Regions from separate parts of the Homo sapiens genome. Here region 2 is linked to region 1. A link is an interaction called in ENCODE POLR2A ChIA-PET data of the cell type or tissue named here. Cell type or tissue: OCI-LY7. All regions are shown on one strand.

Region 1 (4,000 bases):
TTTCTTTGTTTAAAGCAAAAACAAGGCCAGACGCAGTGGCTCACGCCTGTAATCCCAGCACTTTGGGAGGCCGAGGTGGGCGTATCACCTGAGGTCAGGAGTTCAAGACCAGCCTGGTCAACATGGTGAAACTCTGTGTCTACTAAAAATACAAAAAAAAATTAGCCGCGCATGGTGGTGGGTGCTTGTAATCCCAGCTACTAAGGAGGCTGAGGCAGGAGAATCGCTTGAACCCTGGGAGGCGGAGGTTGCAGTGAGCCGAGATCGCACCATTGCACTCCAGCCTGGGTGACAAGAGCGAGACTCCATCTCAAAAAAAAAAAAAAAAAAAAAAAGCAAAAACATTTAAATTTGACTTGTATTTAGAATTGTTTTAAAAACACTTGTTGGAGGCCCACGTATGTGCGTAGGAAGAAGTTGGAAATAGTCTACTCTTGGTAGGAAAAATTAACATCACTTCAGTATACAGTTTTCTAATTTGAACCCACATGTGGAATTTAGAGAACTGGAATTTTATTTTAGTGCATTGCATTTAGATGAAATTGCCAAACATTACAACTACAAGACAGATTTTTAAAATCTTTTAGTGCTCTAAATCAGTGTCAGTAAGATGACTTTAATATTATATCATGAGCAAGAATCATGTGTAAAAATAACAAAAATTGCTTTCCTGGTTTTTAGATGTGTGGTTTTTAACAACAGAGGAGTGGCGGGGGAGAATCTCTTGGTAAGTAAATTTAAATGACAACAGTCTTAACTTTTTAAAGAATCATTTCTAGTTTTATAACAAAAAGCATATTCTTTTTATTTAAAATAACTCTGTTTATGTAAGCAATACAAATTTATTATACAAAAATACAGATATGGAAAAAAAGGAAATTTACAAGACCGATAATTGTATAACCAAGGAAATTCCCTTAGTCTGTGTTCATTCAGATTTCATATATAAATAAAATATATATAATATATTTCTATTTTTATAAAAATTAAGATTCTATTTTGTAACTAAACTTTTGTACTTACTACATTTTAACATCGATAGTTATTCACCTACATCATTTTTTTTCTACCCTCTCAACCCAGCTTTTCCTGACTCTGGGAAGAACTGGGAAGAGAAGGCCTCATTTTTAATGCAAAACACATTTTCCTTAAAAATTAACCAGTGCAAAACAAATTAACTAATACAGTGATTTTTTTTCCACTTATGAAATTTACATTTGTCATGAAACAATTTTGTATGTCACATGCCTGTTTGCCAGCTGAAGTTTACATGGTGGGAATGTTATTGAAACCTTTTAAAATTTATATCAGGTCTTTTTTTCCCCCTCTAATTCTGAGTTTTTGCTAGGATAGATCTTTCACCTCTTAGAAAATCACTCTATCTGATCTTTAAATCCGTGAGTTGGAATGAGAAATATTCCACTTGCTAAAATTTTCTTCAGCTTTTTAACTTTTTACAATCTCAACAGGTCAAAGGCAATTCTACTAGAATTGAAAGAAACTTTTTTTGGGTCATTGATAGAGAATGACATTAAGACTATAAATAAGTCATGCTGGAAATAAAAATTTACAATCAGGTCACAAATGTCAACACTTTATAAGAACTTGGGAAGTAAAAACCTCTTGTACTTGGCTTTACAGTGACTTAGGCACTGGAGGAAATGAAGATCAACACGATTTCGAAAGCAAAAGTTGCAGAGTGTTATGGTCTTACTCAAGTGCCTTGTAATAAATAGCTTGACGTGAAGGTTCACGTTTTCTCATTCAATCCAGCCCTTTAGGAATCTCGTAGACAGATAGTACTCTAAAGGGAAAGATTTGAATGTGTCACTGTGGCCCTGGCCCAGGCAAATCATTTTGAGCAGCTCCTGTCTGCTGTGCATTCTTCCAGGACACAAAGCCGGGGGGGAAGACATGGTCTGAGGCTCTCAAGGAAATAATGTGCTGCAAAGCCAAGCTCGTTAGTTCTTTATGAAGTGAGGGACAAAGATCTGTTCATTCAGCAGAGCCGTGGTATGTGCCTGTTAAATCGGGCACTGTGCAAGCCAATAGGGTGAAGATATACATATTAATGAGACACAGCCCTAATCTTTAGGAGCTCAAACTTTAGTTGTGGGAGAGACAGTCAAGTCCATTAAAATATACACAGTGCTAAGTGTTTAACAGTAGCCTTTGTTAAGGCTACAGAGCACAAAGGGAAAGAGTAACAAAGCGCCTGGGGGAGGTGGGAGAGCTTAGAGAGGAGGTAGCGTTCTGAGTTGGATCTTGAAGGCTGTGGTATTGAACCTCCAAAGCGGGGAGAGAGGCTCTCTCAGCGCAAAGACCAAGGTATTATAAAGTGCGTACAGTAGCAGCTACTTACTATGGCTGGATGATGATGATAATTTTATCTAATATTTATGTAATCCGTAGAATGTATCAGTTATGTCTTTTCCTATTTAATCTTCAGAAATAGAAACAGCCCAACAATTTAGGTAAGTATAGCCCCCATTATCCCTCATTTCCTTTTGGAGACAGGGTCTTGCCCTGTTGCCCAGGCTGGAGTGCAGTGGCACAATCATGGCTCACTGTAGCCTCGACCGCCTGGGCTCAAGTGATCCTTCCACCTCAGCTTCCCAAGTAGGTGGAACCAGAGGTGTGTGCCACCATGCCTGGCTGATTTTTTATTTATTTATTTGTTTGTTTTGTAGAGATGGGGTCTCACTCTGTTGCCCAGGCTGCTCTTAAACTCCTGGGCTCAAGCGATGCTCCCAAAGTGCTGAGATTCCAGGTGTGAGCCACTGCACCTGGCCCCTGTCCTGCATTTTACAGATGAAGAAAACAAGACACTGGTAGGTTAGGAACTTACCCCTCCCAACAAATGACAGAGCCAGGATTCAGACCCAGGTGATCTATGTGCTTATGTTTTTGACCATTATGTTTTATGCTTTCTTACTTTTCTGGAAGTGACAGGAATTTGCTAGAAGGGTAGGGCCAGAATCACATGTAGACTCCTAAGAACCTGGTATTGAATCATTGATATTTTGAAGCAAGGGCATAATTTGATCATGGTCATGTTTTAGAAAGAGAACCATGGCAGTGGTGTGTAGGAAAGAAAGAGATGGAGGGGAAGGAGGCTGGAGGCTGGAGGCTGGGAGGCCAGTTAGAAAGCAGTTACTACAGACCTACATGGAGTTTGGAGTTTGAAAGCAGACGGAGGGGGAATAAAGACGAGAGAACAAAAATGAGTAGTATTCAAGGGGAAGAAAATAGTATTAGTCGTATTGTGGGAAGTAAAGACAAGGGAGTCTAGGGTAATGTTTCTAGCTTGGCTGGCTGATGGAAGATGCTGCTATTTGCTGAAATAGGAAATTTAGAAGAATTTGTGAGATTATGATGTAACAAAGATAACAGATTCCATTTTAGATGTTTAGGGTGCTTTTAGATAATCCCGGTGGAAATTTTCAGTAAGTTTTTGGATGTACTGGACTGGCCTTCAGGAGAAATAGGCAAGCAAGAGAGAGACAGACTGAGATTATCAGTGTGCAGGTAGAAGTTGAAGCTCAGGAGTAGCTGAGATTAGTTAGGGCACGTGTAGAGTGAAAGGGGAGATTGGTGGTTAGAAGCTTAAGAAACAACAGGCTGGGAGTGGTGGTTCACACCTGCAATCCCAACACTTTGGGAGGCCCAGGTGGGAGGATCACTTGAGCCCAGAAGTTGAAGACCAGCCTGGGCAACATATGGAAACCCTGTCTCAAATATATATGTGTGTGTGTATATATATATACACACACACACACACACACACACACACATTTGAAAAAGAAAAAAAGAAACAACAAATAGGAAGGAGGAGAGAAAAAGAGGAGAAGGATACTTTAAAAACATACTCTCCTTAGTATTTAAAGTTAAATTAGAAATTTGCTTTGAAATAGTACAGCAACCCAGTAATTTTCAGCCCATAAGCTTTAATTGTATTTTTGAAAAACCTCCAGGAAGAATTCACTGAGTTCTAAGTAAC
Region 2 (4,000 bases), 150 kb after region 1:
TACCAATGTAATGTCTTTCTCAATTAGTCCCTCTAGCACTGGAGTAAGTCAAGGCTAGGCGAACTAGAGTGGGCAAAATCCAGCTTGTTTTTGTAAATAAAATTTTATTGTCGCCCACCAACACCCATTTGGCTTACATATTTATGGCTACTTTTGTACTACAAAGGCAGAGTTGAATAGTTGCAACAGAGACCAGGTGGACTGCAGTGCCTAAAATATTTGCTATCTGTACCTTTATAAAAGGCCCACACCACCAGGCATAGTGGCTCAGACCTGTAATCCCAGCAATTTGAGAGGCTGAGGCGGGCAGATCAGAAGGTCAGGAGTTTGAGACCAGCCTGGCCAACATGGTGAAACCGTGGTCTCTACTAAAAATACAAAAATTAGCCAGATGTGGTGTGTGCCTGTAATCCCAGTTACTCGTGAGGCTGAGGCAGGAGAATTGCTTGAACCTGGGAGGCAGAGGTTGCAGTGAGCTAATATCATGCCACTGAACCCAGCCTGGACAACAGAGCAAGACTCCATCTCAAAAAAAAAAAAAAGGCCCACACCTGGAATAGATCACCACTTCCTTTGTTGAACTCTGAATGAGTAGTTATCTTGTGTTTAGGAGCCAACTTGTACAAAAAACAAACAATGGAATCATGTATGTTTACATTATGAGTGTTACTAGAAACTGCCGAGACCATTCTAAGAGAACAGAAGCTTCTGGACTCCCTAATAATGCTCACTTTGAGGCAGACCTGAATTCTATCTTTTTCCAGCTAAGTGCTTGCTCATGAACTCAGTGTACATTGTGTGTGACTACTGTTCAGATGGTGTCTTTTAGCATATTAACTCATTTATGCCAAAGGTTGCAACAATTTTTTGATTTTTTTGCATGAGTGAAAAATAAGACCTTGGCGATGACCTTGAGCAGTAGGATATAAATAACTCCCACATGCTTAGTGTTCCAGTAATGGAACACTAGGCATAAGTGGGTTAATAGCTGCTTGCACAGATGTATGCTTGATCATAAAATTTTCTAAAAAAGTGAAAAGTCAAAGCAAGTTTGCAGGAGTTTCTCTATATATGTTAAGCTACGTGTTTAAAAAATTCAGCTGGGTGTGGTGGCACCTGTAGTCCCAGCTACTTGGGAGGCTTAGATCGGAGGACTGCTTGAACCCAGGAGTTTGAGGTTGTAGGGTGCTATGTTTGTGTCTGTGAATAGCCACTGCACTCCAGCATGGGCAGCATAGCCAGACTCTTGTCTCTTAAGAAAAAATAATAAATGAGTAAATAAATATTCAGCCTGAAATTATTATATAGTGCTTATGAACCTTGCTATAATAACAAAATTGATTTAAATAAGTAACTGATAGGGTAGTTTGGGGAAATTAATTTGATATAAATTGACTAATTCATAGAAGTTTGCCATACTGAAATTGAATTAATTTTACATAGTGCGAACTATTGTGTTTTTAAGGTTCTATTCCACCTAGATCCATAAATGACTTATAGCGGTGTTTAGACTAGAAGGATAACTATGTAATGTTTGTTAGGGTTGTTTTTGCTGACTCTTAACTGTGTTGTCTGTTTACTTTTAAGTTTTATATCTTGTCCCATCAGAAGGCTAGTCATGGCTGGGCACGGTGGCTCATGCCTGTAATCCAGGAGTTCAAGACCAGCCTGGCCAACATGTTGAAACCCCATCTCTACTAAAAATACAAAACTTAGTCGGGCATGGCGGTGCGTGCCTGTAATCTCAGCTACTTGGGAGGCTGAGGCATGAGAATCTCTTGAACCCAGGAGGCAGAGGTTGCAGTGAGCCGAGATCGCACCACTGTACTCCAGCCTGGGCGACAGAAGAAGCTCTGTCTCAAAGAAAAAACAAAAAAAACAACCAATTGTGTTATTTTTTGGCAGCTAGACTGGCAGAGATATTTTTTATTTTTTATTTTTTTCCCATAAAGCCAGCCACCATAAAAGAGATATATGTTTTTTAAGGTATTTTTTTTTTAAAGAGATTGCAGTGTGATGAAATGGCTTTTTAAATTATTGATTTCTCTGCTATCCCTAGTCTCAGTTCTTGTACAACTGTGAAATCTAGAACTGTGACAGCAATCACAGAAACAGTTACTGCTGTGTTCTTAACATGTACTTTTGCTGGTTCTTGGAGTGCGGGAGGTAGAGAGAACTAATGTTCAGTTCCTATTGGGGGGGCTCCTCATGATGGCAAGGTACTTTGCATATATTACTTGGTTTAATCTCTCAAAATGAGAGATGATGGATATCGCCAGTGAGGAACCCAAAGGTTAGAGAAATTGTAACTTACTTTCATGGTCATACAACTAGTAAGTGAACTGGAACAGAATGCAGATCCAGATTGTCTGTTTCCTAAAAATGAGAGTGAAAGCATAAGTGGCCCCATAGTTTGTTAAGCCAGTCAAATGTCATAACCGCCTCAACCAGATCAGTATTAGTTGCTAATTAATAATCTCACTTAAATTTTTTCCCCATTTTTGACACCTGTAGGGCTACAGAGTTATAGAAGAGAAACTTCCAGTTATCAGGTCAGAAGAAGAAAAAGTCAGATTTGAAAGGCAAAAAGCCTGGTGCTGCTCAACATTACCAGAGCCTGCAATCTGCGGGATCAGTCGAATATGGGTATTCAGCATGATGCGTCGGAAGAAAATTGCTTCTCGCATGATTGAATGCCTAAGGTAACTTGAATGTAATCCTTCAAATCATTTTTAGTAGTTTAGGACTTAGGCAGAGCTTTAGTGTAAAGATTGGCATTTAATTAACATGCGTATAATCTTTATTTGTATTAATTACAAATTTTGCATGAGGTTATCAGTGTATTGGATCTGTAAGTACTTTTTATGAGAATGTAATGTGAGGAGGAAGAAAGCACTATAGGCTAAACACTATTAATATTAAGCTGTTTCGACTTACTTATTTGTAACTATGATGTTAGGCCAAAATAACCTGCCTATTTCAAGTTGTGCTTCATTTTGAAGAATTTTAAATATAACCAAAGAAATGTGGAAAGTTCCTTGGGAGTTCAGCTTTTAGAGAAATTTATCTTAATTCAAGAATATTATTTGTAAACTATCAAAATCTCTTATTAGTTTTTCTTTTATCACTTGACTGTCAGAGATATCAAAGGGACACTCAGAAAAATTGTTTTGTTTTTTGTCCTATAAAGTACCTCTGATAAAGATTAATGAAGGAGGTTAAAATTAATTATTCAAAAGAGGTTTTTAGGTCAGCCAATTTTTTTTTTTTTTTTTTTTTTTGAGATGGAGTCTCATTCTGTTGTTCCGGGCTGGAGTGCAGTGGCGTGATCTCTGCTCACTGCAACCTCTGCCTCCCAGGTTCAAACGATTCTCCCACCTCAGCCTCCCAAGTAGTTGGGATTACAGGCACCCACCACCTCTCGAACTCCTGGTCTCAAGTGATCCACTCGCCTCTGCCTCCCAAAGTGCTGGGATTACAGGCGTGAGCCACTGCATCTGGCCAATTTTTCTATTTTTTGTAGAGATGGGGTTTTGCCATGTTCCCCAGGCTGGTCTCGAACTCCTGGGCTCAAGCAGTTCACCACCCTGGCCTCCCAAAGTGCTGGGATTACAGGTGTGAGCCATCGCGTCTGGCCCTAGGTCTTTAATGTCTTACTGCAGTGTTTAATAGTTTTCAGTGTACAAGTCTTAATGCTTCTTTTGTTACATTTATTCCCAAGTATTTTTTTTCTTTTTTGGAGACAGCATCTCACTTTGTCACCCAGGCTGGAGTGCAGTGGTGCAAACACAGCTCACTTCATCCTCAACATCCTGGGCTCAGGAAATCCTCCTGCCTCAGCCTCCTGAGTAGCTGAGACCATAGCCATGTGCCTGGCAAAAATTTCATTTGTTTTGGTACAGTCGGAGTCTTGCTATGTCGCCTGGGCTGGCCTTGAACTCTTGGGCTTAAGCAATCCTCTCACCTTGGCCTCCCAAAATGCTGGGATTACAGGTGTGAG

Evidence for each region. ChIA-PET counts read pairs that join two places held together with the same protein. Peaks named below come from ENCODE experiments on the same cell type or tissue, not always from the same donor. Only the 100,000 strongest peaks of a DNase experiment are listed, where the experiment ranks them.
Region 2: POLR2A ChIA-PET joins it to region 1 with 10 read pairs; 3 of 35 experiments call an interaction of 5 or more read pairs at or near these places.

The regions. Positions count from the first base shown.
Region 1 is chr18:21,680,647-21,684,646 of GRCh38, reverse strand. It overlaps ABHD3 (abhydrolase domain containing 3, phospholipase), which reads left to right. Exons shown (of 9, transcript NM_138340.5): 4 at 682-727. It overlaps MIR320C1 (microRNA 320c-1), which reads right to left and starts at 1,129; the gene lies at 1,058-1,129. In OCI-LY7, no CTCF peak of the experiment used is centred here; a DNase peak (open chromatin) is centred at 1,676; H3K4me3 peaks cover 972 bases; H3K27ac peaks cover 779 bases.
Region 2 is chr18:21,531,175-21,535,174 of GRCh38, reverse strand. ESCO1 (establishment of sister chromatid cohesion N-acetyltransferase 1) reads left to right here. Exons shown (of 12, transcript NM_052911.3): 11 at 2,515-2,702. Among named protein-coding and RNA genes, the nearest start is that of ESCO1, 68 kb to the left of the region's middle. In OCI-LY7, no CTCF peak of the experiment used is centred here; no DNase peak of the experiment used is centred here.